2 separate regions of the Homo sapiens genome follow, and region 2 is linked to region 1. A link is an interaction called in ENCODE POLR2A ChIA-PET data of the cell type or tissue named here. Cell type or tissue: Panc1. All regions are shown on one strand. Each heading gives the region's core, and the rest is flanking DNA. Links, peaks and the distances in the headings are about the cores only. Region 1 has its middle 110 kb from the start of LYPLAL1-DT. Region 2 has its middle 71 kb from the start of LINC01710.

Evidence for each region. Peaks named below come from ENCODE experiments on the same cell type or tissue, not always from the same donor. Only the 100,000 strongest peaks of a DNase experiment are listed, where the experiment ranks them.
Region 2: POLR2A ChIA-PET joins it to region 1 with 10 read pairs; 2 of 35 experiments call an interaction of 5 or more read pairs at or near these places.

What each region holds. Positions count from the first base shown.
Region 1 is chr1:219,052,187-219,068,956 of GRCh38, reverse strand. No RefSeq gene overlaps it. Among named protein-coding and RNA genes, the nearest start is that of LYPLAL1-DT, 110 kb to the left of the region's middle. RefSeq lists a silencer at 2,344-2,544. In Panc1, for the core only: no CTCF peak of the experiment used is centred there; no DNase peak of the experiment used is centred there; H3K27ac peaks cover 258 bases.
Region 2 is chr1:218,980,743-218,997,512 of GRCh38, reverse strand. No RefSeq gene overlaps it. Among named protein-coding and RNA genes, the nearest start is that of LINC01710, 71 kb to the right of the region's middle. In Panc1, for the core only: no CTCF peak of the experiment used is centred there; no DNase peak of the experiment used is centred there.

The DNA.
Region 1 (16,770 bases), core at 6,403-8,902:
ACAAACCACATTTCCCTTATATGTTTACTTAGGATGCAGCTTTAACCTTTCTTTGACCATAAATTAGATCCACTATTCATGACTTTGTTTGCAAAATTACTTCCATGCCACACTTACGATGCATAGCATTGTGATTATATATAATGCTAGATGTGTCTTTTTTTACAGAGAGCTGAAAGATGTAATAATTTATTTTGTTCATGGAGAAAAGTCTTTTCTTATAGGTGCAGAGAAGGCCATTTCCCATCTAATTTTCTTATTTCAGATTAATAAAGGAGAGTATTTATATCCAAATATATATCTACAATTTAACCTAATAAGCATAGACATTGGAGTCTTTAAGATGATTTTGCCTGAGTGTCATACTTAAAAACAAAGCACAATGAAAATGGGGAAATTGGCCAGGTGAGGTGGCTCACACTTGTAATCCCAGCACTTTGGGAGGCCAAGGCGGGTGGATCACGAGGTCAAGAGTTCAAGACCAGCCTAGCCAAGAGGGTAAAACCCCGTCTCTACTAAAACTACAAAAATTAGCCAGGCGTGGTGGCAGGCATCTATAATCCCAGCTACTCGGGAGGCTGAGGCAAAAGAATCGCTTAAACCCAGGCAGCAGAAGTTGTAGTGAGCCGAAATCACGCCACTGTACTCTGGCCTGGGTAACAGAGTGAAATTCTGTGTCAAAAAAGAGAGAAAGAAAGAAAGAAAGAGAGAAAGAGAGAAAGAGAGAGAGAAAGGAAATGGGGAAATTGACATTTGTTGATTATTTCTTAGGTGCCTGGGGTCTGCCCATCCTGTAAAAGTGGCACTGACGCTACACAATCTAGTTTAATCTGTATCCCTGTATTATCAAATCAAATCATTCCTCAATCCACTAATAAGATAATCAAGCTGGTAGTTAGCTTTGTGCAAATAATATACCTTCTGCTTTACTAAATCATAGAGTTTTTAGATGAAATACATTCTGAGGAGATAGATGTGTTCATAATAGGTAGTCAAAAATAGGGTATGTTTTAAAAGGTAAAATGCTACTTTAAATACATAGGATTATTGAGAAAATTCAAAGAGATACTGTGTCCACTCAAAGCTTTTTTTAAAAAGAGAGATAATAATAAGACTATATTGATTTTATAAAATGGATGACTAAAGAGTAAAAATGAAGATTCTATAGTATTGACTCGACACAGCAGAGGAATCAAGATGGTCTCCCTGAACTCCTTTTATCTGATAATGTTCCATAGCACTTACCCCAAATCACCAAATTTTTAGCCAGTTTTTAAAAAACGAACTTTGACACTTGGCAAATTCATGAGGAAGACATGTATCCAGGTTTTATGGCCCAGCTCAACATTGGACTGTCTTGGGCCTAGCACTCTTTCGGCTCTTTAATTCTCTGAATAATGTCCGCCTATACAGCTGAGAGAAATTTGTCATCTTCTCAGTTGTTATAAGTCATCACTTTCATGCCCTACCTACAGCACATGTGAATTGTGGGGGCTTAAGGGAAAGTGCGCTTGTGCATGTCAAATTGCCTACAAGAATGGACATGGGGGTTGGAGGCAAGCCCTTTCCCACCTCTCCAAAGAGCAGCAGAGATGAGATTCCTATAGTTATTTATTGAACTTGGATTTTCAATCATTGCTGAGGTATAATCATGCCTTCTCTTGTTTTGTTTTTTTTCTTTTACAATTACAGTACTTCATTATTGCCACAGGGGGAACTGTTGGCTTAATTTTGCTTTGGAGACACTGCTGCTGAAATTATTAAGCTAATGATTTATGCCCTGTGTGATACAGCAATCTCTTGTGCTTAAAATGGTTACTATGTTTTGTTTACTGTTTATAACTACCAGTGGTTGTGCCACAAGAAACCTCTGCCAGCTTGCAGAGTTTATTTATCCCTGTGGATCTTTAGAAACCACTGATTAATATAGAAAAAATTTGAATGGTTTATATTAAAAAAATCCCATAAGCTATGAATTAAACCACTGTGCTCTGCTATATAGGAAGAAAAGTTAAGTGAGAATGAACAATGGATGTCAAAACCTACTGACTCTCATATTTGCTTCTGATTTTATCAAAGTGGAAAATATGAGTACTTTTCAGGAATACAGTGCTGTGACTCCATCAGTTTTGGGCAATGAGATCACCAGTATTTCCCCTTGGGTGCTGCACATTTTACCATATTAAGGAACCAATTTGCTTAGAGAAATGTTGCACATGTTTAAAGGCTGTTAAGTTTGATGGCTGGCAGAACTCTCCCATTTAGCCCTGAGGCTGGGCCTTCGTGAATGAAGGCTTTACAACTGGCCTGCATTTTTTGTTCTGAGGGCTTTTTGTAACCAAAAGCTTACACGGGGCAATCATAGGGCAGGGAGGGACATGGTTTGCAAGTGTTGATTTGTTTAAAATGGCAAAATGGTTCTTATACAATGTTTAAGTCTTGACACTGCTCTTTCACCAAGAGAAGCAAAGAAAATATCACTGTTGTTTTGGGCAGCTTTAGCCCAATTCCACACCTTCAGTCTTAAGCATCACTTGCTTACACTTCAAGTATACCTTCCTGCTGGTTTCTTAACCTCATCAGTTCTTTTGGCTTGGTTTTGACTTCAAACTAGTTCTCCACCTCTCTCTTTTGGACAGCTCCACATTTCTGTTCCTCCTCTGATCAGCCAGTTCTGATTATTCCCAGGGCACCTTTTCTCTATGGTCTCAAGTGATTCAGTCAAACAAAGAGTACCCTTCCCTGAGCAGACCTTGGCCATCACACACAACCAGCCATCCCAAGTACAAGACAATGCTGACATTTTTGCAACAAAGCTGAATGTAACGCTAAAACTTTTCTCAGTCAGGGATCTGTAAATGTGATGAATGTAGACAACTCTGCCTAAAAGACAGAACTTGAGCAATTCAGTTTCTAAGCAGGAAAGTGAGGGACAGACCTTAATTATGGGAACAAAACTGTCCTTATGTTTTAATTTCATAATTTGAGCATCTGTATATAGCTTTAGCCACAGATATTCCCTTTATATCAGACTTCCTGTACTAAAGTGCTGTCAGACATTTAAGAGGAAGATATGGGTAGATGGTTAAAACACCAAAGAATAATAACATCTGTTTTATTTCTCCTCAGAACCCATTAATTTTCTTCACAAAGATGCACACTTTGGACATAAAGAATATTTATGATATTACAGTGTGTGGGAGTATGGAAAACATATTAGCCAAGTGGCAACTTTAATTAAGTATACCTGCCTAATTTCATAGGGGTTTTCATTCAGTATGTGTTTTCATCTAGAGCCTTAGAACACTTCCCTCTTGTGTTAGAAAAATGAAATTAAAGAAACAGAAACTCTGATGTAATTTAATTTAAATTACATCAGAATTACACTAAATGTTTTTTGATGAATTCTGTTTAAATTTTAACACAAATTTAGAAACTAAAACCTATACAGCTTAAGTGTCTTGCAGATTATTTTTAAAAACTCAAAAAATGTAATTTAATTACAGATCTTTAAGTCACAAAATCTAAAACCAGTGTGGTATATGATTTGAAATTTCATACTAACCACAAAACAGATTAAAATATAATGCTTAATAAACATGGCAGGCAAAATATCTATGATATGTAAAATTTTATAATATGAAAAATTCTAAGCTATAGTAGATAGATACGGAGATTAGACTTCTTAGTGTTAACCAACTGAATAATTTTCAAGTATTTCCAGTGAAAAATATTGAAAAAAACTGGAAAACCAAACGCTTTTTCAGGGAAACCGGAGACCAAGAGTTAAATATATCAACAAAAACAATTGATATTATATTTTTAAACATTATGTGTGATGGTACATTTTCTGTCCACAAAATTGTAATATTGGGAATCATTTTGTGAAATTACCCTATACATAACCATATTAGGAATCTATTTGTACCCTAGCAGCCCCTCTTGTTTTTTGAAGGCTACATTCTGAGGGTTGAAGGGAGATTGTGCAGTCAAAAGTTATCAGAAACACCTCAAGATTTTAACTCAACTCCAGAACACACATAAGACTTCCTTTACAAGAAGAGTATTAAAAGTACTGCACTTACTTGGTTATTTTGGGGGATTTTAAAGTAAATAGTACATGACAGAGTAGTGATCCTACTCTAATTTGTTCATGTAACTAGCTTTTATTGAAGTATAATATGTATACAAAGAATGTACCAACCTTAAAGGAGTAACATTTGGTTAATTTTGACAAATTAAGTTGTGTAACCACCACCACAATCATGACATAAAACGTTTCCATCAATCCAAATTTTCCTTCATGACCCTTGCAGTCAATCTTTACACCCTCAATCCTTTTTCAGCAAACACTGATCTCCTCCTTTGACTCTAGTTCTGTCAGAATTTCATATAAATGGAGGTGTATAGGTCATGTAATATTTCACTAGGCAGTCTTGGTACTGGGTTCCTTTCATTTATCATAATGCTTTTGAGATTCATGTATCGAAAGTTTATCTTCTTTTAAACTTCTTTTTTTAAATTCTTGAGCCTATTATATGATTATAAAAAAATGAGTTTATCCATTCACCATATGATGGACATTTTGTTTGTTTCTAGTTGGACCTATATTAAGAATAAAGCTCTATGAAAATTCCAAGCACACATTTTTCGTGGCTATATGTTTTCCTTTAAAAAAAAGTAATACCTAGAAGTAGGATTGCTAGAACATATAACACCTTTCTAAAAAACTGCCATATTGCTTTCTAAAGTGGATGCAATATTCTGCAATATACTAGCAATATATGCAATATATGCAATCTCCAGTCACTTCGTATCCTTTTCAGCCCTGGGGATTATCAGCTTTTAAAACTGTAGCCATTTTAGTGGTCATGTAGAGATATGTCATTGTTCTTTTAACTTTAATTTTTCTAAACATTACTGATATTAAGTATTTTTTTGTGTGCTTATTTGCTATTTGTTTGTCTTCTTTGGTAATATGTCCATATATTTCTCCCTTTTTAAATTGCAAATTTTTTATTGCAGAGTTGTGAGAGTTCTTTATATATTTAATATATACCTCCTTTATCATATTATGTCATGAACATACTACCTCTTAGTATGTAACTTACACTTTCATTTTTAAAACAGTATTCCCTAAACAACAATTTATAAACATTTTGATGAAGTTCAATTTATCATTGTACGATTTGTGCTTTTCATTCCTATCTGAGAAATCTTTTCTACTCCCAGCTCAGAGGAATTTTCTGTTTTATTCTGAAAGTTTAAAAATTTTAGCTGTTCTATTTAGATCTAGCATGCATTTGAAATTAATTTTATATATAGTATTAGGTAAGGGAGGTTTATTTATTTTCTTGCATACGAATATCCTCAATTGTCCTGAAACATTCATTGAAAAGACTATCTTTTCCCTTTTGAATTGCCTTGACACCTTAGTTGAAATTAATTGCCATATTTGTATGTGTCTATATCTCTTTTCTGTATTCTGGCCCATTGATCTGTATATCTTTGTTCATACCGATAACCAGTATCTTGATAGCTATAGCTTTAAAGTCTGAAATAAGATAGCGTAACTCCTCCAGATTTGTTCTCCTTTTTCAAAATTGTTTCAATTATTCTAAGTCTTTTGCATTTCCACATAAAATTAACATCAGCTTGTCACTTTCAACAAATAAGCTTGTTAGAATTTTGTGATTGCCAATTTTAATGAATAAGTTCATTGACCAATTTGAGGAGATGAATTTGAGGAGAGAATTTGGAGAGACATCTCAACAATATCATGTTTTCCAATCAACAAATATGGCATATACCACGCTTTATTAAGTCTTCTTTAAATTGCCTTAGTATTTATTTATAGTTTTAAGTGTAGAAGAATTGCATGTATTTGGTCAAGTTTATCCATAATTCATACTTTATGCTATTGTTAATACCCCAATTTAATTTTTAAGATACAAGTGTTAGCTCACTTATTAGTTCTAGTAGGTTTTTGTTAGACTTAAAATTTTCACCATAAACAGCCATGGCATCTATTCATAAAGAGATTTATTTTTCCCTTTCCAATTTGTATGTCTTTCCTTTCTTTTCCTTGCCTTTTGCTCTGGCTGCAACTATCAGGATAATGTCAAAAAGAGCTGGTGAGAACAGTTATTCTTGCCTTGCTCATGATCACTCAGTGTTCCACCCCCAAATATGATGTTAGTCGTTGTTTTTTTCTAGATTTTTTTTTTCAGAATATCTAAGTTGCCTTCAATTTTTGGTTTGCTGAGAATTTTTATATTATGAATAGGTGTTGATTTTTGAGGGGAAGCTTTCAGTGTTTCACCATTAACTATTGTGTTACTTGTATAAACACACACACACACACACCCCAAAAACCAAAAACCAAAAAATATATATAAAATTTGTTTAAATTGAGGAAATTTCCTTCTTCTTTTAGTTTGCTGAGAGTTTTTAACATAAATGGGTAATAAAATTTGTCAGATACTTTTCCTGCATCTATTATGGTTGATAAAAGAAAAACTTCAGCCAAATTAAATTTAAAAGAGTTTAATTGAGCAATGAATGATTCACGAATCGGCAGCCTCCTGAGTCAGAGTAGGCTCAGAGACGCTAGTGCAACCATGTGGCAGAAGAAGATTTTATGGAAAGAAAAAGGAAAGTGAGGTACAGAAACAGCTGGATTGGTTATAACTCAGAGTTTACCTTATTTGAAAATGGTTCAAAGAGTTGGCTACATTTGATTGGCCAAAACTCAGTCACTGGCACAACGGTAGGCTAGGGTCTGTTTACACCTCCACTTGTTATAATTCAAGATGTACAGTTAAGTCTTTAGGCCGAACTTAAAATATGTAAGGAGGCAGCTTTAAGTCAAACTTGATTTAACAGGGCTTTTCTCCTTTATTGTAATAAACAATGAGATACATGGATTGATTTTCAAATGTAAAATCAACCTTGCATTCTTGAGATAAAGCCGGTTGGTAAAGATGTGTTATCTTTTTAAATATTTTCCTTAATTTAATTTTCTGAAAGTAACAATTGTTGTGTCTGTGTTAACATGGGATACTGGTCAGCAATTTATTATTTTTTTGTAATATCTTTGACATTTTTGACATCAGGGTACTGCTTGCCTCATAAAAGGAGTTGGGAAGGTTTTCCTTCTCATCTATTTTCTGGAAGTTTGAGGAGAACTCCTAGTATCAATTTTCTACTTAAATATATTTCTTTAAATTCCCCAATGAAATCAACTGGACCTGAAATTTTCCTTGTGGGAAGATTTTTATCCATAAATTTAATTAGTTACTAGTATAGGACTATATTACTAACATTCCCTTATTATCCTTTTAATTCCTGTAGAATCAGTATTAATGTTCCCTCTTTCATTCCTGATATCTTTTTTGGTATGTTCAGACTGACTAGTTGTTTATCAGTTTTATTGACCCTCTCAAAGTAGCGTCTTTTGGTTTTATCCGATTTTCCCTTGTTTTTCTGTTTCCATTTTCAATTATTCCCATACTTATTTTTATTTTTTTCTATTTTATTGCATATTTTGGTTAAATTTCCTCCTTTTTTTCCTAAGGTGGAAAAATATATCACAGATTTTTTTTTGAGAACTTAAGGATGACATATTACAGATTTGAGACCTTGTTTATCTTCCTGATACAAGCATTTTATGCTATAAATTTCACTCTAAATCCTACTTTCTTGCTTCAGTCTATAAATTTTGATATGTTATTATGCTAGTTATTAATTGATTCTCATCTCACATCCATCTATTTTTGTCCTGATTTGGGAAACTAAAAACGAACCCTGTAAAAATTTCCCTTTAGACAGCTGCTTAATGTTAGCCTTAGTGGTTGCTGGGGGATCACTGCAAGACAAAGCAAAGGAAGAGGCTTCTTTCTGGTGTGATTTTTCTTTTTCTCCCATAGTAACCAGTGATGTGCAGGCGGCTCAACAGTACTCAGTCAGTGAGTTTCTCCAGCAGTTCAGAGGGCTGCTTCTGGTGGAAGAGCTCTAGGAAGACAGTGCTACATGAGGACCTCTTTGTTTTTTTTTTGAGACAGAGTCTGGCTCTGTTGCCCAGGCTGGAGTTCAATGGTTTGATCTCGGCTCACTGCAACCTCCACCTCGTGGGTTCAAGCGATTATCCTATCTCAGCCTCCCAGTAGATGGGATTACAGCCTCCAAGTAGCTGGGATTACAGGCACCCGCCACGAGGGCCTGTTTCTGCATAGTGGCCGTGGCCCTCCATTATTTCAGCAATGGATTGTTTCTTTGGACCACCTTTGACCAGCCTGTCACTTCATGGACACTCTGCAGGGAGTTTCCATAGAACAGCTCCAGCCTACCCGACCCTCTACTGAATTTTCCAGATACCCAGTGGATTCCTCTTATGAATGAGCTCTAGCTGCAACCTCTGGCAAGTTTGTTTGCCATAGGTAGATTGTAGTTGCTTGTAGTAGTCATACTCTCTCTAATAAAGTCTGTAACTTAGACAAGCAAGGGGAGGGGAATATCTTCCAACTTCTAAACTCCTTTCATCTGTATTCTTACTCACCAGAAATAATGGATGGTTTCTGCATTTATTACTCCTATATTCCACTAGTTACCTATATTATTAACCCTTTACTAGTTAATAGTTCTTCACCCTAAAATGTTCGTGTTGAACATATTGCTGTGGTTTCTATCTACTGATTGGAACTTGACTAACTTGTGTTTCTATTTACCTTTAGTTCAAAATATTTTCTAATTTCCCTTATGAGTCCTTTTTTGACCCAGAGGTCATTAAGAAGTATGTTGGGCTGGGCGTGGTGGCTCACACCTGCAGTCCCAGCAATTTGGGAGGCCGAGGTGGGTGGATCACCTGAGGTCAGGAGTTTGAGACCAGCCTGACTAACAGGGAGAAACTCCATCTGTACTAAAAAATACAAAATTAGCTGGGTGTGGTGGCACATACCTGTAATCCCAGCTACTCAGGAACCAGAGGCAGGGGAATCGCTTGAACCCGGGAGGCGGAGGTTGCAGTGAGCCGAGATCGCACCATTGCACTCTAGCCTGGGCAACAAGAGTGAAACTCGTCTCAAAAAAAAAAATGTTGCAAAAAAAAAAAGATGTTGCCTTATTTCCATATATTTTAGTATTTTCAGGATGAATTCACATTATTTAATTTTAGTTTAATTTTGTTGTGGCCAAAGGTGATACTTTATATGATTTATATTTTTTCTTTATTGTGGTAAAAAAAACACATAATATGACACCTACTCATTGTTGTACAACACATCTCTAGAGCTTTTTCATCTTGCGTGACTGAAACTCTAGATTCATTGCATAGCAAATCTCCATTTCCCCCTACCCTGAGTCACTGGCAGCTAACATTAAACTTTCCATTTCTATGAGTTTTTACTACTTTTGATACCTCATATAAGTAGAATCATGTGGTATTTGTCCTTCTATAACTAGCTAATTTCACTTAACATAACATCCTCAAAGTTCACCCATGTTATGGCATAGGATAATTTTTTTTTCTTTTTAAAGGCTGAAAAGTATCCCATTGCATGATTATGCCACATTTTCTTTATCCATTCATCCATCAAAGGATTTTAGTTGTTTTTACATCTAGGCTATTGTGACTAATGCCAAAATGAACATGAAAGTGAAAGTGCACATATTATTTCAAGACCCTGTTTTGAATTATTTAAATAAATACCTGGAAGTGGGATTGCTGGATCATATGATACTTCTACTTTCAATGATGAGAAACCTCCATATTGTTTTTCATAAAGATTATAGAAGTTACATTTGTACCAATGGTGCACAAGGGTTCCCTTTTCTCCACACCCTTGCCTAAACTTGTTATTTCTTGTTGCTCTCTGTTTCATTTTTGTTGTTTCTTTGATAATGGTCATCTTGAGAATTATGAGGTAATATCTCATTATGGTTTTAATTTGCATTTTCCTGAATATTAGTGATATTGAGAGTCTTTTCATGTACATATTGACTACTTGTATGTCTTCCTTGGAGAAAGGTCTATTTAAGTTCTTTGTTTATTTTAAAAATCAAATATTTCATTTTTTTTCTTATTATTTAGTTGTAGGAGTTCCTCACATGACTGGATATTAACCCCTTATCAGATATGTGGTCTACAGATATTTTCTCCCATTCTATATGTTCCCTTTTCACTCTGTGATTGTTTCCTTTGCTTTACACAAGCTTTTTAGTTTGATTTAATCCGGCTTGTGTGTTTTTGCTTTTGTTGCCTCTGCTTTTAGTGTTATATCCAGGAAATCATTGCTAAGATCAATGTTATGAAGCTTTCCTTCTATGTTGTTTTCTCTGAGTTTTATAGTTTTAGGTATTACACTTAAGGATTTAATACATTTTGAGTTGATTTTTGTGTAATGTGAAAGATGAGTCCAGTTTCATTTGTTTGCATGTGGGCATCCAGGTTTCCTAAATTCATTTGTAAAACAGACTATCATTTTCCCATCTGTGGTCTTGGTGCCCTTATCAAAGATCATTTGACCCACTATGTAAAGGTTTATTTCTGTACTCTCTATTTTCCTCTGTTGTCTATAGACTTGTCTTTATGCCAGTACCATCCTATTATGATTACTCTACCTCTGTAATATGTTTTGAAGTCAGAAAGTGTGAGGTGTTTTTAGCTATCTGGGTTTTCTTTTTTTGTGGTTTCATATAAATTTTATAATTTTTTTTCCTATTTCTGCAAAAAGTACTATTGGGATTTTTATGGTAGTTGCATTGAGTCTGTAGATCACTTTGGCTACAATGGACAATTTAAAAACATTAAATTTTTTATTCCATGAACCTGGGATATCTTTTCACTTATCTGAATCTTCTTTAATTTTTTCATGAATAAATTGTGTTTTTCAGTGTACACATCTTTCATTTCCTTGATTAAGTTTTACCTAAGTATTGTATTCTTCTTAATAGTATTGTAAATGAGATTGTTTTCCTTATGTCCTTTTTGGATGTTTATTATTAATTAATAGAAATGCAACTGATTTTTGTATACTAAGTTTGTATTCTGCAACTTTGCTGAATGTGTTCATTAGCTCTAATAGGTTTGTTTTGGTGGACTTATTCATGGTTTATATATATAAGATCATGTCATGTGTTAATAAGGACAATTTTATTTCTTCTTTTACAATTTGCATGCATTTTATTTGTCTTTCTTGCCTAATTGCTCTGGCTATGACTTTCAGTACTAGAAATAGTACTGAATAGAAGTGGTGTGAGTGGGTATCCTTGACTTGTTCCTGATCTTAGCAGAAAAGCTTCCAGATATTTTTTAAAGCATTGATTATGATATTAGCTGTGAGTCTTTCACATATGGCTTTTTTATGTCGAGGTAATTTCTTTCTATTCCTAGTTTGATCAGTGTTTTTGTCTTAAAGAGGTACTAAATTTTTTTCAAGTGCTTTTTCTACATCTACTGATATGATCATCTGGTTGTTATCACTTGTTCTGATAATGTGAAGTTTCATATTGTTTGGTTTTCATATGGCAAACTATCCTTGCATTCCAAGGATAAATTCCACTCGGCCATGGTGTATATCCTCTTAATATGCCACTAAATTTGATATTAAACTTGGTTTGCTACTGTTTTGTTGATTATTTTTGCATCTATATTTATCAAGGATATTGGTCCATAGTTTCATTTTCTTGTAATATTTGTTGGCTTTCGAATCAGAATTCTAAATTGGCCTCATAAGTTTGGACTTCCCTCTTCTTCAATTTTTTGAAGAATTTGAAAAACACTGATGTTAATTCTTCTTTAAATGTTAAGTAGAATCCTCTAATGGTTCACTTGACTGTATTCTGTAAGTCCCTTAGGCTTTACTTACTTTTTTTTTTTTCTTTGCTCCTCTGACTGGTTAATTTCAAGTGACCTGTCTTCAAGGTTGCTGATTCTTTCTTCTGCATAACTGAGTCTCTGTCGAGCCCCTCTAGTAAATATTTCAATACAGTTATTGTATTTATCTACCCCAAATTTTGTTTCAATGTTTTCTCATGTTAATTTCTCATTTTTTTGATTCATTGCTTTCCTGAGATCATTGAACATTTTTATGGCAGTTATTTTGAATTATTTGTCATTTAATTTATATGTCTATTTCTTAGAGTCATTAACATATTTAAATTGAAACAAATTAGAGTGCCAATTCCAGAAACCCTTGAATCAATTCAGAAAAGTCATCTTTAAAATTGTGTTCCCCTAAAACCACTCTTAGTACCAAAATCTGTGTTAGTCATGGTTCTCCAGAATAACTGAACCAGTAGGATATATGTATATATTTTATATATATTTTATACATATATTTTATATATATATATAGTGTGTGTGTATATGCTTCATATATGTTCATATTATATATATGGAATTGGTTCATGGAATTATGGTGGCTGAGAAGTTGCAAGCTGGAGAAAGAGGGAAGCCTGCACTGTAATTTATTTCAAGTCTGAAGGCCTGATATCTAGGGTAGGGTGATAGGGGCAATGGTGTTAAGTTCCAGAACACTGATGTCTGAAGATAGATGTCCCAGCTCAATATCAAGATTAAGTTCTCATTCCCTGACCTTTTGTTCTATTTGAGTCCTCAGCAAATTGAATGATGCTCAGTCAATTGAGTAATTATCACATCTTTATTTACCTGTAAACAGTTAAAATATGGTAATTGGTCATTTTTAAAAAGAAATATCTTACTAAAATTTAGTTTGTCTGGCTAGATTGCTTTAAACAAAGTCAAAACTTAGACACACATACACACATAAAACAAACAAAAAACAAAAACAATTGCTTAGGTAAATGTTTCATAGTAAATATAGGATGCTTATCCCAGTGACTTCTGGCCTTTCTGGGTAGAATTGCTGAGTATGCACTGCATGTGTTTAAGGAGAATTGGAAGATCTAAATATTCTTCCATGATCTTTATTCCCTCTTTTTCCTTATCTTTTTCTCACTTCTCCACCTCCTTTTTCCTTCCTCTAATGTTTGGATTCTTTTCTAATTCTTCTCTGTGGCATAAATTGCTGTTCACTTAAAAACAAAAAATCAGATGCAAAAAAAATACTCTTAAAACACATGTCACTCACTCTTATTTGTACAAATCTGAATAAAGTATGTGCTTTTAAATGTTTAAATGGTAGTGACTAGAGAATATGCTGGTAGCAAATGAAGGTAAACTATAAATATATCTCTTGTTGATATTTTACTTTAATATTTTAGGTGAAAACAGTTATTATAAACACAAAATTATCCATACAATCACTTAATTCCTTTACATCATTTGCTAATATATCTCTTGTTGATATTTATTTTGCCTACCATCAGGCTTGCCAATCTAAGCTCAAAACTGGTGTAGTTTATCATTTAACATAGTAGTTGACACATAGTCCAAATCTAATAAACATCTATTGAGAGAATAAATATAACTTTTAACTCTAGAATTTTTCTTCCATTTCTAGCGTATTCAGCTACCCCATTCATTTTATCTCATGTCCTAAAGATTTTTGTTGGTTTGAGTCCCACCTTTGAAATATTCCTTGGGTTGGCATTGTGAAGCTTGTCAAGATAACATGGGCCTGTCAGGATTCCATGATCTCTATGTATTTTTACAATGTTTCTTCAACGAATACTATAGAACCTAGCCTTCTAACTGTCTCCTATCTCCTCCCTACTTTTCTTACACAACTCCACAGAAGGAAAAATGCATGCTGTGAAGATGAACATTTAGTTGATTGCTTTTTTACTCTCAACTTTGTGTCCTCAGGAGGATCTATTAAGGACCTGCTCTCATGTCAGTTGTAGATGGGGCTCATTTCCAAGAGTTAAATAGAGTTAGACTCATCCTCTAGCAATATATTCTCTGATGATTAATCAGAAATTTAGAATGAAAACTTACTTTCTTACAATTTTCCTCAGTTCTGTAATTATAAGCAAATCAAGAAAATGCTCTCCATGGCTAGCAGAGAACATAACCTAAGGTACCTTGTAAGAAGACCTCATGGCATTTTTTAAGAATCACAGACAACCCCGCCTCTACTAAAAATACAAAAAAATTAGCTGGGCGTGGTGGCATGTGCCTGTAGTCCCAGCTACTCTGGAGGCTGAGGCAGAAGAATCGCTTGAACCCGGGAGGCAGAGGTTGCAGTGAGCTGAGATCACACCACTGCACTCTAGCCTGGGTGACAGAGCAAGACTCTGTCTCAAAAAAAAAAAAAAAAAAAAAGAAAGAAAGAATCACAGACAATTTAGACTACCTAGCTTTCCTTATAAAAATATAATATTGCCATAGGGAGGCTGCTGAGCATAATTCATGCTCATCTGAATTGTCTTGTTAATATATTCTTTTCAAGGGATAAGTCAGAACAACCTGCCTGTAGGTTTGTACTTAGTGCCTATATTAGTCAGGGTTCTCAGGGAAACAGGACCAGTAGGATATTTATAATATTCCCTGGGTTGGCATTGTGAAGCCTTTCAAGATAACATGGGCCTGTCATGATTCCATGATATCTATGTATTTTTACAATGATGTATGAGTGCGTGTGTATACATATATACACATATATACACACATATTATATGTATATACACACATATATACACATGTGTATATATATTAGGGTGGTACAAAATTAATTGTGGCTTTTGCCATTGAAAATAATGGCAAAAACCACAATTACTTTTGCATCAATCTATATATACACATATATACACACACATATATATGTAATGTGTATATATGTATATATACACACATACTTATCATAAAAATATTTATTATAAGAAATTGCTTGAGAAAAAATTGTGAGACCTGAAGAAAAAAAATTGCTCACGTGATTGTGGCAGCTGGCAAGTCCAAAATGTGCGGGGTGGTCTGGCGGGCTGGAGACCCAGGAAAGCCAAAGCTGCAGTTCAAGTCTAAATGCTGTCAGCTGTAGAATTCTCTCTTGCTTGAGAGAGGCCAGTCCCTTTGTTCTCCTAAGACCTTCAACTGGTTGAAGGAGGCCCACTCATGTTATGGGGGGCAATCTGCTTTACTGAAAGTCCCCCAATTTAAATATTAATCTTATACAAAACCACCCTCACGGAAACACCCAGAATAATCTTTAACCAGATAACTAGGCATCCTGTGGCCCAGCCAACTTAACACATAAAGTTAACCATCACCATGCCCAGGAAAACTTCAGGATAATTTTCTTTGCCAGATACACATTCAGAAGACAAATCAAATGTGAAATGAATTACTTATTTTACAAAGAATGCTCTAGTATAGAATGTTCTTCTGGGGGATTTCAAGGATAAGAAAATCCTAAATGAAGAGAACTTATAAGAGAAGTATACCTCATGAGTAAATCACAGTAGTGAGAAAATCTCCAAAGAGCTATAATTATAGCTAGATGTTTCTGTGAGGGTGTTTTTGTATAAGAGATATATTAGCAAATGATGTTGTCAGAGATAAAATGAAAAGAAGCTGTCAGCAGGCAAACTAGATAATTTATACCAGCACCCCCAAAATTCCTTTATCCTAAGTTTTGTGATAGCTCATCATACAGATCTCTTCTGTCCAGGTAACAGCTGAACTTAGCTCTGCAATTCATTTTGCAAAGGTATTTTTAAAATATTTGAGACTGAATTACTTTAATATTTTAGGTGAAAATCGTTATTATAAACACAAAATTATGTACACAATCACACAACTCCTTCACATCATTTGCTAATATATCTCTTGTTGTTATTATACCAAAGCATTTTTAACTTTAAACAAAGTAGCAATTCCTTTTACACACTTTTTTTTAAAGTAGATCTTTGTTATTCAGGTAGAAAAGGACTGTGAAAATTCTCTAGTGGCATGTTTTGCTACTTCTGTTGAACAGTATAAAGACAGCACAGAGCAGTGTTTTTATTTTTCAAAATACATTACTCTTTTAAAGTATTAATATGTTTTGTCCTTTGTTTTTTATTTCTGTCTATAAAATCCAAATTTTACATAAATAATGGTACCTTGGGCTTTTCACTAAAATATCAGGGCCAGGACTCTTAGCTTCCTGGAGTCCTATTATAGTACATAAATAACTTTGCAAATATGGCTCTTAAAACTTTTAATTGAATAGTGTCATAAAAATACACCTGGCATACTTATTTTCAAAAAATTTAGTCTCGAACACTAAAGTCACCTTATCCATTGAGACTTTCAGTATCATTCCTTTTATATTTCTTTTTCCCCTAAAGGCGTTTCTGTGCTTTAGATTATAGGACCATTATAGTCCCTAAAGCAAATCTTTGGTATTTCAATGTCTGCTCCTAAAAGCTTCAAGACATACAAATCAACTTGTATGTCATTATTATGACTTTAGTCCTTGACTTCTCATTTTCTAGTCCAGTGTTTTGTTTTGATTTTAAATATGTGCTTGGGCATTTGTGTAGGACAATGAAGATCTTCGGTTCTTTTGATAATTTTGTATTTGGATTTTGTCACTACCTTTTAGATGTCTAAAGTATAAAACATCCTTAAAGAATTTTTCGAATAAAGTTAACAGTGTAGCCTAATCACTGTGCATTTATCTTTCCACTCAACTTAAAACCACTAGTGACTCAGGTAAACATGAAATAATAGGATAATATATTGTGTAATAATTATAAAAGGAAAAACAATACTGAGATAAATATTAAATATTGAGGCATTGCTCAAATGTAAGAGAGGGCCCCTGAAGTGTCCAAGTGCCACTTGGTGGCATCACCATTCCTACCTGC
Region 2 (16,770 bases), core at 5,540-8,039, 71 kb after region 1:
TAGTTGTTTGCTAATATTTCACTTAAGATTTTCAAATTGATATTCACATGTGAGACTGGCTTGTAGTTTTCTCTTCCTCAAGGAATGTGTCTGTCACCTTTACTAAACTGGAAGCTCTTGAGGGTACGTTCAACAGTAATTTTCTTATACACGCTGAGTGTCCAACAATTCAATTCAATTCTAACACCAACTACCTGGAGTCAGCACAGACCCCACAGGTTAAGGGGCTCAGTCCACCATAAGACTGTCCTCACTTCAAATACTAGCTGCAAGTTCAGCGTCTTTAGGCTATTTTTCATTCTGATCATATTCAAGGGATCCCATGACCTACCTTCGGTTTTGATGATCTTCTACAATCACTCACAGAACTTACAGAAGTCACCGAAAGCGCTGTATCATATAACCAAATGGAAGATACAGATGCGGCAAGATATTTATTGAGGAAACAAAGGGGATACACAGCTTCCATGTCTTCTGTAGGCATACCACCTTCCTGGAACATCAATGATTTTACCAACCCAGAAGCTTCCTGAACTTAGTTGTTTCAGAGTTTTATCTGGATGTTTGTTACGTAGGCATGGTTGGCTAAATCACTGGCCATGTGATTTGAGATCACACCAGCCCCTTTCTCTTTCCTGGAGACCAGAAAGTGGTGCTGAAAGTTTCAACTCTATATTCAAGTGTTTGGCATTATTTCTGGAGTGGCCAGTTTCTCCCTGGAAACTGTCTAAGACCCCACCGTGAGTCAGCTTGTTAGCCTAAGCTCAGGTATGTTACAAACAGGGTCACTATGAATAATAGAAGACACTTTTATCACTCAGAAAATGCCAAGTGGTTTAGAAGCTCTGTGCCAGGAACTAGAAACAAAGACCATATATATATATATTTTTATTATACCACAGAGATCATACTGTGTATTTTTTTAGTGGCTAGCTAATATAGTGACTAGCACCAGTAGGGGGTGCAAATAATTATATATTAAATGAGTGAATACAAGAGTGAATGAGCTATATTAGTTTCAACTAAGCTGTGGTTTATTTCAGGGAGGAAATTTGAACTTGCTCTGTGTACATGATATTTGGGAATGTTAATTCATTGAATATCCTTTAAGAGTTCCCCAAAGAACAGGTCACTGCAATCCAAGGACTTGCAATCCTGATTTAAGAATTGCCAATATGAGGCTTTTCATCAAAGTTTTCATTGTAACTTATCAAGTCTACAGTTATTTGAAAGCATGAACCTTGCATTGATTCAAGTAAGAAGACATTCGGGATAGGTCCAAACATCACATTTTCTTACTGCTTTCTTCTTACACAGGTACAGATTAAGAGGGCTTTTTAAATTCTATTTTATTTTATTATTTTTATTATTTTAGAGATAGGGGTATCAATATGTTGCCCAGGTTGGACTCCAACTCTTAGGCTCCAGCAATCCTCCTGACTCAGACTTCTGTATCACAGACGTGTCACTGCACCCAGTGGACATTTTAAGCGTTTTTAAATGTGTTGTCTTTAAAGGTTTTAAATTCTAGATTATCTCTCTTTCTCTCCCTCTCTACGTGTATGTATATGTATATAATCTCCCATGTATACCAATGTGAAAAGTTCTAGTTTTCAGATCAGTTTGAGAATAAAAACTAATTCAATTTGACAGCCATACCTGATACTCAGTTTTTCCTCCACATTTTTAATCATCTGGATTTTGTAATTCTGTTGTGTTTTGCAGGAAAAACAACTGTGTTATGTGAGAGATAAAACTTTTCAGTTTTCCCATGTTTTATTTTTTCAAGCCTGTCAGAATTTTTCCATCTGGATAAGTAATGCAGAGGGATTTTTTTCTTCCATTGCTATCATCCCTTATGTGAATTATTAATATATGTTTTTATTTATAATCCATTATCTTTAAAAAAAAAAAAAGAGTCATGGCTGAGCAAGATCCAGCTGCACTTGGGCTCATCGAATGTCCCTAAGTATTTTTCAAAGTTTTAGCATATTCCCAAACATGTTTCCATGAACATTTTCCCTTTATTTACAATCTCTTGTGTGTTTAAGGGAAATGTAAGCCTTATGTTTCTATTTCATTTATATTTAACTCATCAAAATGTTTTGTAAAGCAATTTAAATGTCCAAGAAGATTTTTATTGCTGATTTTCTAAGAAACAGAAAGTCCTATTTTGCCAACAAAACCAATGACTACAATTTGGGCCAGAACTTGAAATCAACAAGGTTTGAGTAGGTTCTAAACTTGGCGAATGTTTCTCTAAATCACTTGTTAGGAAATCTTCATTTGACAACTACGAAAAGGCAGTTTCATGAGCAAACTGGTCATTACAAGACTTACTGCTCAATTTCCTTTTGCTAGTATCTAGCAGTGGACCAAACTATAGTTTTTCAGAAGTATAGAATGACATACAAACCATGTGGGCATATTGTAGAATGCACCTATCAGCTGACATGGAATGAATAGTACTTAAATTCTAGTTTGTGAGGAAACATTAAGGAACTAAATTATTCCATGTCTTCATAGAGTTTTCCATGCTAATTCAATAAGCGAGTAAGATTGAGGCAACTTACAGATTCTTCACTTATTTAAAAGCTCAAAATGCTTCTCAAATCTTTTAGCAGATTTTACATAGGCAATCAATACAGCAACTCAGATTAGTCTAGTCTTGGCTAGTCATTAAAGTAAGCTAAGACTGATTTTGCAACAATATTAACAGGTCAAATGAGTATATTGGAGGGTAAAGTAGAAACACTTCCTGAGCTGATTGAAAATTAAAAAAAACTGCCTTTTATGAAGCATAATTGATTTATCTTTCAGTTTATTCAAATCAGTAAAATAAATTTTGATTTATTGAATGAGGTTCTTAAGCAAATAGAGAAGAAATTTATTCTTTCATAAATTTGAGGGTTCAAGTTTGTGGTAACACTGGGAGTTACAGCATCATTTTTTAATGTTGTACATACTTGATTTTAAATACTGGTTCAGCCGTTTGACTACTCTGAGCTGATTTTCCTATCTTTAAATAGGAAAAACATATCCCCTTTTCAGGGTTGCTGTGTAAAGGCAGGTGTTTTAGAAATGCAAGTTCTCATAGCATGAGAGCTCATAGTATCTGGTGGTGTTCAAGCCTGGGGGAGACCACTACCTGAAGGAGATATTGTAAAGATGGTTTTAGCATCATCTGGGCATCATACTTGATTTCAATGCATTTTCCAACACTAGTCTATTCCTTTCTGACTCCTTCACCCAGGGATGTGTCTATTTTTTTTTTAAGTGTGCCCTAGACTCACATAGCATCATTCTGACATATGATCTGTAATCTAACAACCCACTAAATAGCTACTAAAATTCATTTGAGAAACTGCATTTGCCATTTTGACAGAGAAGTTAACACTTCAAGTAAGGGAGTCCTTGTTTTAATAAGACCTGAAAATATGCAGAAGGAGGCTTAGGGAAGTGTATGAGTCTCAAAAAGCCACATATTGAGTACCCCAATGCTGGTTGGAGAAGAGTATAGCTCATGGGAGCTTTTTGATTGTTTGTTTTTGTCTAGGATTTTTAAAAGCATTAGTTCATTATAAAACAAAACAAAAAACATTTCTTTATAAAACCATAGAAATAGAATAGATTCTAAAAGGAACCAATAAGAGGATATCCACTGGGCACACATGCCACTCCCTTACTTCACATTCCCAGGACAACCTTGACAAGTCAGTCACAGCTGTTTTTGCCATTGAACTCTTGCTGAGCCTCAACGTTATTTACAATGTCTCATTCCATTAAGTTATTATAAATCTATTGGTGCTAACAAGTGCACTTTTGTTTTTAATCTAGGCCATTCTTTTATTCAAGAACTATTCTTAGACATACCATTATCAACTTCATCCCTAACATTATTAGAAAAACAAATTGGGGTCTTTCTTTATTACAAAACTTCTCAAAGGAGAAATTCTACAAAGAAATTTATATTTGGAAGTGGACATAGTTTACTCTAATTGGCCACCATAACTAGTAAATATCATGAAGATACTAGCAAGATGAAAGAAATCCTGGATCTGTCTTGACAAATATGAACTTACTAATGGAAATGTATGCTTTCTTATTTGTATAAAAATGAAAATTTCTTGTTATATTTGTTGCACGAGAAACAACTCTTCATGACACTGATGAATTGTGTTGGTTGTTTCTGAGAGGTGGTTAAAACAAGTTTGATGAAAAAGGCCACTGCAGCATGGAAAACAGGAAGAAACCACAAAGGAAAGAAAAAAAGAATAGTTTTAACTACCTGAAAATCTAAAACTCACTACCTCAAAAAAACCAAAATCAAAGTTTAAAGACAAAAAGCACTAAAAATATTTTGTAGTATTTAATTGAAAAATAGAAATATGCTTGCTTAATAAATGTCACTGAACAATCAATAAGATAAAACAACACTACTACAGAAAAATGAGCAAGGAACATGAATGACTGCACAATTCACAAAAACACGTGATAGAAATACACTCTGAAGTGATTTAACATGTCTAGTTTCTTTAATAATAAAATAATTTCTAATTGAACGATCAGTAAAATACGTTTTTCACATATCCAATCAATCAAAAATGTTGACATGATTGTCACCAGCATTGTTAAATATGGTAAACCAGGCCGGGTGCGGTGGCTCACGCCTGTAATCCCAGCACTTTGGGAGGCCGAAATGGGTGGATCACGAGGTCAGGAGATCGAGACCATCATGGCCAACACGGTGAAACCCCGTCTCTACTAAAATACAAAAAATTAGCCATGCGTGGTGGCGGGCGCCTATAGTCCCAGCGACTCAGGAGGCTGAGGCAGGAGAATGGCGTGAACCTGGGAGGCAGAGCTTGCAGTGAGCCGAGATCGCGCCACTGCACTCCAGCCTGGGTGACAGAGAGTGACTCTATCTCAAAAAAAAAAAAAAAAAAAAAAAAAAAAAAGGTAAACCAGAGACTGTACAGCTTACTGGAGGGAAGGAGAACTTACTTTTGAAAGTCACTTGAGAAATATGTGTCAAGGAGCTTTAAAAGTTTAATGCTTTTAATTCACTATTTCAAAATATAATAAGTGTCCTTATAATCAGAGATGATAATCATTAGAGGTTCACAGCAATACTATTTATAGAAGTGAAAAAATGAAAACTATCTAAAATGTCCAATAAGGGAAATTTTCAACACAGAACTCCCGTGTAATAGGATATTATAGACCTATTTAAAGTGATGTTCTTAGCATTTTTTAGTCACAGAGACAATGACGGTGATATGTGTTCAACTGGAAAAAAATCAAATTAAAAAGCTTTACTGTAGCTGACATTTGCTGACTGTTTATTACATGGCAGATATTTATCTTATTCATTCTGTAAAATATCCTCATGTGATATGTGCTATTTTTATTACCAGTTTACAAGTGAGGAAACTGAAGCTCAGAGAGGTTAAGTGGCTGGCCCAAAGACACACATGTAAAAAGAGGCAGAATCAGAATGTTTCCCCATGCAGTCCAACTGTAGAACCTGCGTGCTTTTCAACTCACAGTCTTGCCTCAATTTTCTAACCATTAACAAAATTGTATGTGTATGTTTAATACAAAAGTATGGGCGGGGGCATGGTGGCTCACACCTGTAATCCCAGCACTTTGGGAGGCAGAGGTGGGCGGATCACCTGAGGTCGGGAGTTTGAGACCAGCCTGACCAACATGGAGAAACCCCGTCTCTACTAAAAATACAAAATTAGCTGGGAGTGGTGGCGCATGCCTGTAATCCCAGCTACTCAGGAGGCTGAGGCAGGAGAACTGCTTGAATCGGGAGGCGGAGGTTGTGGTGAGCCAAGATCGTGCCATTGCACTCCAGCCTGGGCAAACAAGAGCAAAACTCCATCTCAAAAAAAAAAAAGATGTATATATAGCAAAAAGAGTGAAAGAAAACACAGTATACTATTAATAATGTATACCTCTCTGCAGCAAGGCTTTTTACTTCTTCTTACGTATTTTATATTTTTCAAAATTCTCACATAAATATGTATTAATTTTATATTCAAAGACAATTAATATTAAATATAAAGAGAAAATTATAATTCCATCCTAACATATTTAGACATTGGTGTAATTGTGTATGTCACATGCTCATTCTTATTATTTAATTTTAGAGTGGAGAAGGAGCAGTTTTTCCATTTCCCTGAAAAGAATTGAGTGAAGTTGACAGCAGGATTGCAGAAGTGGGAGGACCCAAGGTGAGGGAAGCATGGTTGGGAATTTCTGCTATCTGTTTGTCATTAGGATTTGTTTTTCTTTCCTTCTAAGACTTAAATGTCTTTTAATTATAGGTCAGCTGATTCTGTAACTGAAGAGTTGAGTAGCGGATTAAATACAGCCTGCTGTTACTGTAATAAGGAATGATTAGGATCTAGAACAGTTTTCTCTCTTGCATGGAAAAAAAAGCACCAATTAGTATTAATGAATCACTGCTTGTATAAGGCAGCCAGGTTTCTAGTTTCCCCAAAATACGAGAATGACCTAATTTTGCCCAAGAAATTTTGTTTTCTTATTATTATTACTGTAGTTGCACTTTTTATAAATGAAATCTTTGTATAAAGGACTATCTAAAGTTTTTAGGTATACTGTTTAGAAATAATGATTAAGAGTATATTTAAATTTCTTACATTAAATATAAATGTACTGAGGCTGAAAACAAGAGCTTATTTTTGGTTACATATCTGAATTAAACCTGTGTACTCTTATTTTGGTAGCTTAGTCAAGGATTGATTTTATTGTCTTAATGGAAGGAGAAAGGAGGATACTGTTTGTCAGGGACTGTTGAAATAGTCATGCTGTTCATTTGTGGTGTGTGATATAAATGTAAACCTTTCGGAAGGTAATTTGGCATATTTGTCCAAAAGCCTGAAAAATGTTTGTACTGTTTGATAATATACAAGCATTTCTAGGAATATATAACTAAGAAATAATTATAGGCACAGGAAAGATTCACAGTTACAATGTGTAAAGTTGGAAACAGCCCAAAATGATCAACTAGGGATTCCTGTTACAGAGGAAGAAACTTTCTTCTGTCTTGTTCAGGGCAGTATCCCAAGTGTCAAAAACAGTGGCTGACTGGCCTGAACACATGCATGGAGGGTGCCAGCCCCATGCCTGCCAGTGCTCTGCCCCCGTGCCACCACCACTACTGGTGCAAACACACCCATGGATGCCAGAAGCCCCACACCCCTCTCCCATGTCACTCTGTCACCACCACCACTGCAAACACCCTGATGGAGGCCAGCACCCATGTGCCTGCCAGTGCCACACCTCAGTCAACAAGGGTGCACCCTGCCATGCTGCTGCTGTTGGTGGTAGTTGCAAATGATCACAGATCCCACTACCATCACTCAATGAAGCACTTTGGCTGGCACCACCCAGCAGAATGTTGTGACCAGTGGTCTGGGAACACCTCAGCCTCTACAGTACAGTAGATCCCTAACCTCAAGGGGACAGAGAACAAAGCCAGGGGCCTGATACCAGCTCCCCAGAATTAGAGGATGCAGCCCAGGAATCCTGAGCTGGGGCTTGGCCCCCTAAACCATTCCAGAAACAAATCCAGTCAACCAACTCACTTTATACCACAGTCAAACCCCCAAGGACATAAAAGAGGTTAAAAGAAAAAAAAAAAAGAACCCATCCAAAGGACAACAACTTCAAAAAATAAAAGAACATCAGCCCGCAAAGATGAGAAAGAACCAGCACAAGAACTCTGGCAACTCAAAATGCCAGAGTGTCTTCTTACCTTTAACAACTGCACTAGTTTCTCAGCAATGGTTCTTTACCAGGCTAAAGGGGCTGAAAGAACTGAAATAGAATTCGAAGTATGAATAGGAATGAAGATCATTGAGATTCAGGAGAAAGTTGAAACCCAATCCAAGGATTCTAAGGTATAAAAATAAAATGATACAGGACATGAAAGACAAAATTATCATTTTAAGAAAGAACCAACCTGATCTGATAGAGCTGAAAAACTTACTCCAAGGATTTCAGAATACAATCAAAGAATTAATAGCAGAATTGACCAAGCTGAGGAAAGAATCTGAGAGAACAAACACTGGATCTCAAAAATAACTCACTCTGGCAAAAATAAAGAAAAAACAGTAAAGAAAAAGGAAAAAAATCTCTGAGAAACATGGGATTATGTAAAGACACCAAATCTGTGACTCATTAGTGTCCCTGAAAGAGAGGGAGAGAAAGCAAGCAACTTGGAAAACATATTTTAAGATATCATCCATGAAAATTTCCCTAATCTCACTAGAAAGGCCAACATTCAAATTCAGGAAATGCAGAGAACCGCTGAAAAACTCTTCACAAGAAGATCATCTCCAAGACACATAGTCATCAGATCCTGCAAGGTCAAAATGAAATAAAAAATGTTAAAGGCAGCTAAAGAGAAGGGGCAGGTCACCTACAAAGGTAACCCCATCAGGCTAACAGCAGAACTGTCAGCAGAAACCCTACAAGCCAGAAGAGATTGGGGGCCTATATTTAGCATTCTTTTTTTTTTCTTAAATAATATCTTAAATAAAATAATTTCCAACAAATAATTTCATATTCATCAAAACTAAGCTTCATAAGTGAAGCAACAATAAGATCCCTTTCAGACAAGCAAATTCTAAGGAAAGTTATTACCACTAGATCTGCCTTAAAAGACGTCCTGAAGGAAGTACTAAAGGAAGTACTAAATATAGAAAGGAAAGACCATTACCAACCACTACGATAACACACTTAAATACATGAACCAGTGAAACTATACAGCAACCACACAAACAGGTCTGCATAATAACCAGCTATTAATAATAACACAATGACAGAATCTAGTCTTCATATATCAATACAAACCTTGAATGTAAATGGGTTAGCCCCAGTTAAAAGGCACAGTGTGGCAAGTTGGATAAAGAAGCAAAATCCAATGGTATGTTGTCTTCAAGAGACCCATCTCACATAAAGTGACATGCATAAGCTCAAAGAAAGAGATGGAGAAAAATATACCAAGGAAATGGAAAACAGAAAAAGCTGGAGCTGCTATTCTAATTTCAGGCAAAACAAACTTTAAAACAATAAACATAAAAAGACAAAGAGGGCCATTATATAATAATAAGGGCTCAATTCAACAAGAAGATCTAACTATGATATATGTACAATCTTATATATATTATATAAGATCTTATCTATATGATATATATTATATATCTTAGCACCCAGATTCATAAAGCAAGTTCTTAAAGACCTAAGGAGAGACTTAGATAACCACATAATAATAGTGGGAGACTTCAACACCCAACTGACAGCATTAGATCATCAAGGCAGAAAACTAACAAAGATATTCGGTGCCTGAACTCATCACTTGGCCAAATGGACTTATTACACATTTATAAAACTCTCAACCCCAAAACAACATACTATACATTCTTCTCATCTGCACATGGCATGTACTCTAAAATTGACCACCCAATTGGTCATAAAACCATCCTCAGCAAATTAAAAAAAAAAAAAGTTGAAACCATACCAACCACATTTTTGGACCACAGAGCAACAAAAATCGAAATCAATGTTAAGAAAATCACTCAAAACCATAAAATTGCAGGGAAATTAAACAACCTGTTCCTGAGTGACTTCTGGGTAAATAATGAAATTAAGGCAGAAATCAAGAACTTCTTGGAAACTAGTGAGAATGAAGAAAAACATATGAGAATCTTTGGGACACAGCTAAAGTAGTGTTAAGAGGGAAGTTTATAGCAGTAAATGTCTACTAACCAAAAAGTTAAAAATATCAAAAATTACGAACCTAATATTTGAACTAGGGGAACTAAAGAAACAAAAGCAAGCCAACCCCAAAGCCAGCAGAAGAAAGTTTAATATCCAGAATTCATAAGGGGCTTAAACAAATGTATGAGCAAAAAAAAAAAAAAAAAAAATCCCAGAATGTATAAGGAGCTTAAACAAATTTATAAGAAAAAAAACACTTAAAAGTGGGCAAAAGACATGAAGAGATTTTGCAAAAGCATATGACCAACAAGCTTATGAACAAATACTCAATATCACTAAACTTTAGAGAAATACATATCAAAATCACAATCAGATTCCATCTCACACCAGCCAAATGGCTATTACTAAAAAGTCAAAATTAACAAATGCTGGCAAGGTTGTGGAGAAAAGGGGACTCTTATATACTGCTGTTGGGAATGTAAATTAGTTTAGCCACTGTGGAAAGCAGTTTGGCAATTTCTCAAAGAACTTAAAACAGAACTACCATTTGACCCAGCAATCCCATTGCTAGGTATATATCCAAAGGAATATAAATTGTTCTACCATAGAGACACATGCAAGCGTACGTTCATCACAGCACTTTCCAGAATAGCAAAGACATGGAATCAACGTAGGTGCCTGTCAGTGGTAGACTGGATAAAGAAAATGTGGTGCATATACATCATGGAATACTATGCAGCCATGAAAAAATGAGATGACATCATTTGCAGCAACAAAGATGGAGCTGGAGGCCATTTTCCTAAGCAAAGTAATGCAGGAAAAGAAAACCAAATATTGCAACTTCTCACTTGAATAAATAAATAACATATAATTAATAAAAGTAATTTTATCTGAAAATATTTAAGAGAAAATTAAAAATTTAGTTAAATAGGCAGGATAAATCAGTATGTGCAGTATATTAAGTTTATTTAAAGTGAATTTATTTCTACAATTTGCATACTTTCACATGCCAGTGAACATTTGGAAGAGTACAGAATTAAATGCTAACATGGGTTGCTCCTGGGAAACAGGATTAAGGTTGTGAGGCAAAGGAGATAGATTTACTTTCAATATATAACTTTTTGTATTATTGGTCCTTGATCCAGACATATGCTTTTCAGTTTTAAAAGGCTAGCTAAAAGTGTATGTATATTTTTCTTTCTGTGTAATGTTTGAAAATTAAAAGTCAATTTGAAAGCCTCATACCAAAATAAAAATATTTCAGTTTTCTGTTTTGTAGAATTACTGTAGGATTTTTTTTTCATCATGCTCTTTTTGTATTTTTCTAATTTTTTTAATAAGCATGCATTACATTGTTGTAAGCCTTAAAAGTAGTTAAAAGTTACAAAGATATAAGTCGAAGCAAATGATCTCCTTATAAGTTTGTCTGAGCTGTGGATTATAATTCCTGGGAGGTGCAGGTATGATACAAAGAGAACATTGGTATTCTTGAGATTCAGATATCCTGGCAACTAAAACTAGGGATTAATAGAGAAAGTTTCTCATGCTGACAAAATGTGATATATCTCTAGGTTTTATTGGAGAATAAAGAACTGAGGGAAGAGAAGAGATTTAAAAAAAAAAAGGTTTTATAGCTTGATACAGGTTGGTATCTCTACATCCCTACTAGATCCACAGCACTTAAGGAACTCTGAACTCTTTGCTGAATGCTGTAACAAATGTAGCAGAATCTGGGCAGGGGACTGAGATTGAGCAAAGTGATGGGAGTGAAAATGGAAATATGGAAGCAGAGTGAAGGTGACAGAATGGTCTGTGGGGGCCATGACCCTAGGGAGACATTGTGACCTACTACAGTATTAGTCCATTCTTACACACAGTGATTTGCAAAAGTGTTTTCATTGATGCTTTTCCAAAATTTCATGCACTCCAGAGTAATGCATACCTTTGTGCTTCTCTTCTCTAATTATACCTTGATTTATAACATGATATTCAGGCAGGAGGAAATTAGCAGCCTAATTCCCTCGTGGGCAGCAAAGTTGCCCTTATGCAAACACTTTGGTGACAGGAAAAATGCTAAATGTTTGCAGTTGTAAATCAGGAAAAATGCAATGGGCTTCGTTATTGCTAAGCAAGACCTTCATTGCCTCACCTTTGTCACCTTGCTTTCACTGCTCTGCCAAATGCACTCTGGCTTCTGGCTTCCCCAAACATCACTCAGCTGCAGCTGATCTCATCCTGGTCTCAATCACCTCTAATTTTCAAGTCAGGAAAATGGCATTTTAAATTCTTCATCTTACTGGATCACTCTGAATAATTTGGCACCACTGACCACTTTCTCATTCATTATATTTCTTTTTTGAAAATTAAAGAGAGATATTCCCAAGTGGTCCAATACCAGTTCTTTTTCCATTGCAGATACTTTGGGAAATCTCAAACACTGAAATGTAACTCCTTTATATCCTTTCAAATCTCCACGGAATCCTAATATCTCTTCTTAGTGCAAGGCTCATAGTTCTAAACACATTCCTACAGTGTGATCCAAAAACCTTATAGACATTCAAATCTCATATTTTTAAATTGTGCTAGTTATCTTCTAGCAAATATGCTCCTCTATCTTTATTTCTCTTAATAAATGTAAAAATAATCTAGCCATTCTTCCAAGCTAGAATGGTAGAGGCTTCCTTCTCTCCTCTGTTCCTTTTATCCACCTGCCTTACTCTAACCCACCTGTATATCACGAGAGTCACCATCTGGCCTCAAACCACATCAGCTTCCTACCACTACTCCTCTCATGAGAGTTTAAGATTCAGCCTCCCGGAATATCTCTCTGGCCCCTGAAAACAGCACATTTTGTAATGACACATGGTGCCCTTAAATATGTTCTTTCTTCTGCCTAAAATAACATTTGCTGACTTGTTCAACTGATGGAAACATACTTGTCTTTCCAGAGCTATGCCACGTGTACCTCCTGCCTGATGTCTTCCCAGATGTATACTTCAGGAAGAATTAAATATTCCTGCAATTCTGGTTTCACAAAATATTATATGTAGTTCTATTAATTTCCATTCCATTGTATTTTCATTGCTCTTTTCATGACTTTATTTCCCATAGTTTCATGAAAACAGGAATTAAATCAACTTGAGAGGTTTTCCAAGAATATAAAATAAAACAAATAGATGAAAGTGATGAAAGAAAATATGAAAGATGTGGAGGACAGAAAACACACATCTAATATAAGGATTCTGGGTTTTTTTTTCTGGACAAGAAATCAAAATAACAGGAAGAGAAGAAATAACATAATTACAGAAAATTTTGTGGAACTGAAAAATGTTTACTTATGAAATTGGAAAACCTCAGCAAATTCTTGGCAATACTAATAAAAAAGAATTTGCATGTTATTTGGGTAAAAATATAGGACAGCAAGAAGAAACAAAAAACAGGCTGGATTTTCATTTTTCTGCCATAGTTACACTTTTTCAAGGAGAAATGTTGAGATATAAGCATTTTATTCACAAATTAGTTTTTCCTATATGAAAGCAATAGAAAACTATCATCAGATAGGCAAGGGTTCAGAAAATACGTCATAAACATTTTGAAAAAAATGTCCTAATATGTAGTTCACCTTAACTGTGCTATGAATGAAAATAAATGCTCAAAGTAGGATGAGCAATGACGGCAGGTGGTCCATCAGAAGAAGCCACTAGGGGGACACCAGCTGCAGCAGGGGAGGTGTGGGCCAGGGCTGCATACTCAATGGAGCTGGCAGGCCAGAGACAACACTGCTGAGTTGGTGGGGTGGGAACCCTGCTCTCCCAGCTGGGTGGCTGCAGCTGCAGACCGGGCATCTGTGTACTCCCAGGGACCCAGAAAGCCCCCCATTTCCTGTAGGCTCAATAGTGCCTGCTTCCGCTGTCTGGCTTCTCCCTGCTCCTGGCACTCACTCCGATTTTGGAGCAAAATTGAGGCCAGTCCAGGTGCTGTCATGATCTGACCAGGTGTATCTGTGCTTAGGGCAGTGCTGACACGCCAGCCCCCTTCCATCTGGGACCCCTCTGGACTTTGGGCACTGATAAGCATGGGAGGGAGGCTGAGGCGGTGCTGAGGGCAGCTCAGCGTAGGCCTGCATGTGCCCCTCAGCACAAACAGCCTGGGTGCCATGCGCGTCATGGATGGTAGGTTGATGGCAACAGGAGGCAGGCAGGCTCCTAGCGGAAAGGTGCAAGTCCCTAGTCAAGCCCCACCTTCAAGCCAGGGACGGCCTGAAGCCAGGTGGCTGGACTGCCAGTTTCATGGATTGCAGTGAGAACTTATGGTGCTTTTTCCGGGCTGCCCATGGCTGCCCAGGAGCCAATCAGCATCCACTTCCTCCCTTCTGAGCCTGTAAAAACCCTAGACTTAGCCAGACTTGGACAGCGATCAGGACTACCAGCTGCGAGAAGGAGCTACCTACTTTGGGTTTCCTTGACTCATCAGGACCACCAGCTGCGAGAAGGAGCTACCTACTTTGGGTTTCCTTGACTCATCAGGACCAACTGCCTGTGGAAAGGTGCTAGAAGCTACGGACTAGAGGTCTCCTCTCTGCTGAGAGCTGGACACTCTTTGGGACAACCTGCCTGTGGAAAGGAGCTACCCACTTCAGGTCTCCTGAGAGCTGTTCTGTTCCTCAATGAAGCTCCTGTCTGCCTTGCTCACCCTCCGGTTGTCTGCAGAACTTATTCTTCCTGGATGTGGGACAGGCTACGGATGATAAGGAGAGAAGAGAAGAGTTGTAGCCTTTGGGGAGCCCAGACCTTAGGGGCTCTCCAAGCCAGAGTTGGGACACCCTCTTTGGGGCTTTGTGGTTCCTGGCATCTCCAAGTTTCCAGGCGCCACTGCATTCCCCTCATCCAGATGCAGGTGCCCACAGCAGAAGCTGCATGCAGTACCTCTGGTCCAGCCATAGCCTTGAATGGAGCTGGCACCTGGAGCTGACAATCTCATCGCAGCCACTGGTGTGCCTGGTTGTGTGTAGTGGCAGGACCCTCCATTGCCGTACCCACACACCCCTCACCACTTTGTGCCTGCTAGCCCTTGGCAGCTGTGGGATCCCGGCCAGTAGCACGAGCCAAGTGCAGCCTGCCGGGCTGAGTGGGTGGAAGGAGTCCAGCAGGTGTGAACAATACTGAGGCAGAAGGCACTGCCAGCCACAGAGGTTTCCAGTTGGCAAAGCAACACCCCAAGGATCTCATGACAGTAATATTATAAAAGGTGATAGATTAACCTACAAGATTATCGCCAACTATGATGCACTATTATCACAAAAGTTATAACAACAATTTGTACCTCAGAGTCACAAATCTTTTAAATGATCACCAAAATGAATTTTAAGAAAGTATATAGCATGTTAATGGCTTTCATAGTGGTACCTGGATAAAAATTAAACTAAAACAATTGTAATTTCTTTAATTTATTATTGAAATAAACTGGTGATTTGGTGCAATTATTCCCAATGTAACAGAAACATCTCTGTTAGTCAGAATGTATCTCCAGATCTATGGTTTCTACTAAATAATATTATTAAATAATATTACAACTATCTATTTTTTTGTGCTGTGGTAGAGACTGTTTTGCTTAGTAAATCCATAATAACCTTTTCTTAGTTACACAGCAAGATTGTAGTTTCCAGGTTCCTTGCTTTAGGTATTGCCACATGACTGGGTTCCAGAATAAGTAGAATATTCTGGAGCCTGTACTGACATACAGCAGTTCCATGTCAGACCCATATAGAACATGCAGTCCTCACTTTCTTTACTCACCTACTGGCTGAATGGAGAGGAATCGAGTAAGCATGTAGAAGAGGACAGAGCCTCAAGATATAAGGAAACTTTGTCACTAAATGACTGTGTAGAACAAAGTCCCTCATTCGACTGTGAATTATTGAGAGTTAAGCCACTGAAATTATGGAATCACTCGTTAAAGTTTCTCTTTATTCTTATAAATACAAACACCTGAAAAAAAAACAATAAAAGTAAGATACCAAGGTGTCATGGTTGTGGGGTTTTTTAAATGCTTTTCTTCTTTCCATTTGTTCTCTATATTCCATAGTTCCTTTTATTAGTAATTTAAGTGAAAAAGTCTAGAGTCTTGCATATGGTAATAAACTACATTTATTTTATATCATCTCAATTGCTCCATGCTTGAACTTCTTGTCATATGTTTTTCCCATTCTTTAGAGCTCTTACTACAGTGCTAAATATGTGGTAGGAGTTTAGTAATTGATGTTAATTTATCTTATAATTGTCTGTATGAAAGACTTACATTTTTTGCAACTTGATATCAAAGCTTTGTTTCAGGGATGATAAAGTTTCAACTAACATGTTGAGTGTTCACTTTGGGAAAGTACAGTTGTAGCACTGGAGATATGATAGGAAATAAAACAATGTCCCTAATGTCAAAAAACTTAACATTCAATGGGGAGACAGAGAAAGGACAGACAAGCAAATAAACAGATAGCATAATTTCAGGGAGCAATAACATCTATAGGAAAGAAAAATAAAGCAGAGTTAGGGCTCGGAAGAATTCTGGGTGAGTGACAGAGACAATTTTATTTTAGGCAGAAGTGATGTCTGAGCAGAGACTGAAGGGTGATAATTGAGTGTATCTTGTGAATTTTGGAAGAAGAATGTATCAGGCAGATGGAGCAGCAGGTGTAAAGTTCTCCAGGCAGGAAGAAGCTCAAAATGTTCATAGTAGAATGAGTTTGACCATAAGTTACGAAAAGAATGGGAGGAGATGATATCAGAGAGACAGTGACTTGTGGGCCATATCAAGGAGTTCAGACTTTATACAAGTACTAAGCAGCATTAGAGTTTCTTTACACATAAAACCTCATTTGATTGTTACAACATACTCGAAAGCTTCAGGTTACAGTTTCAAATACAAAGGAGAAGGTAGGAGAATTTAAGTAACATACCCCAAAGAAGAAAATAAATGAGAAACAGAATCTGGATTATATACCAAACCTGATTGGCTCCA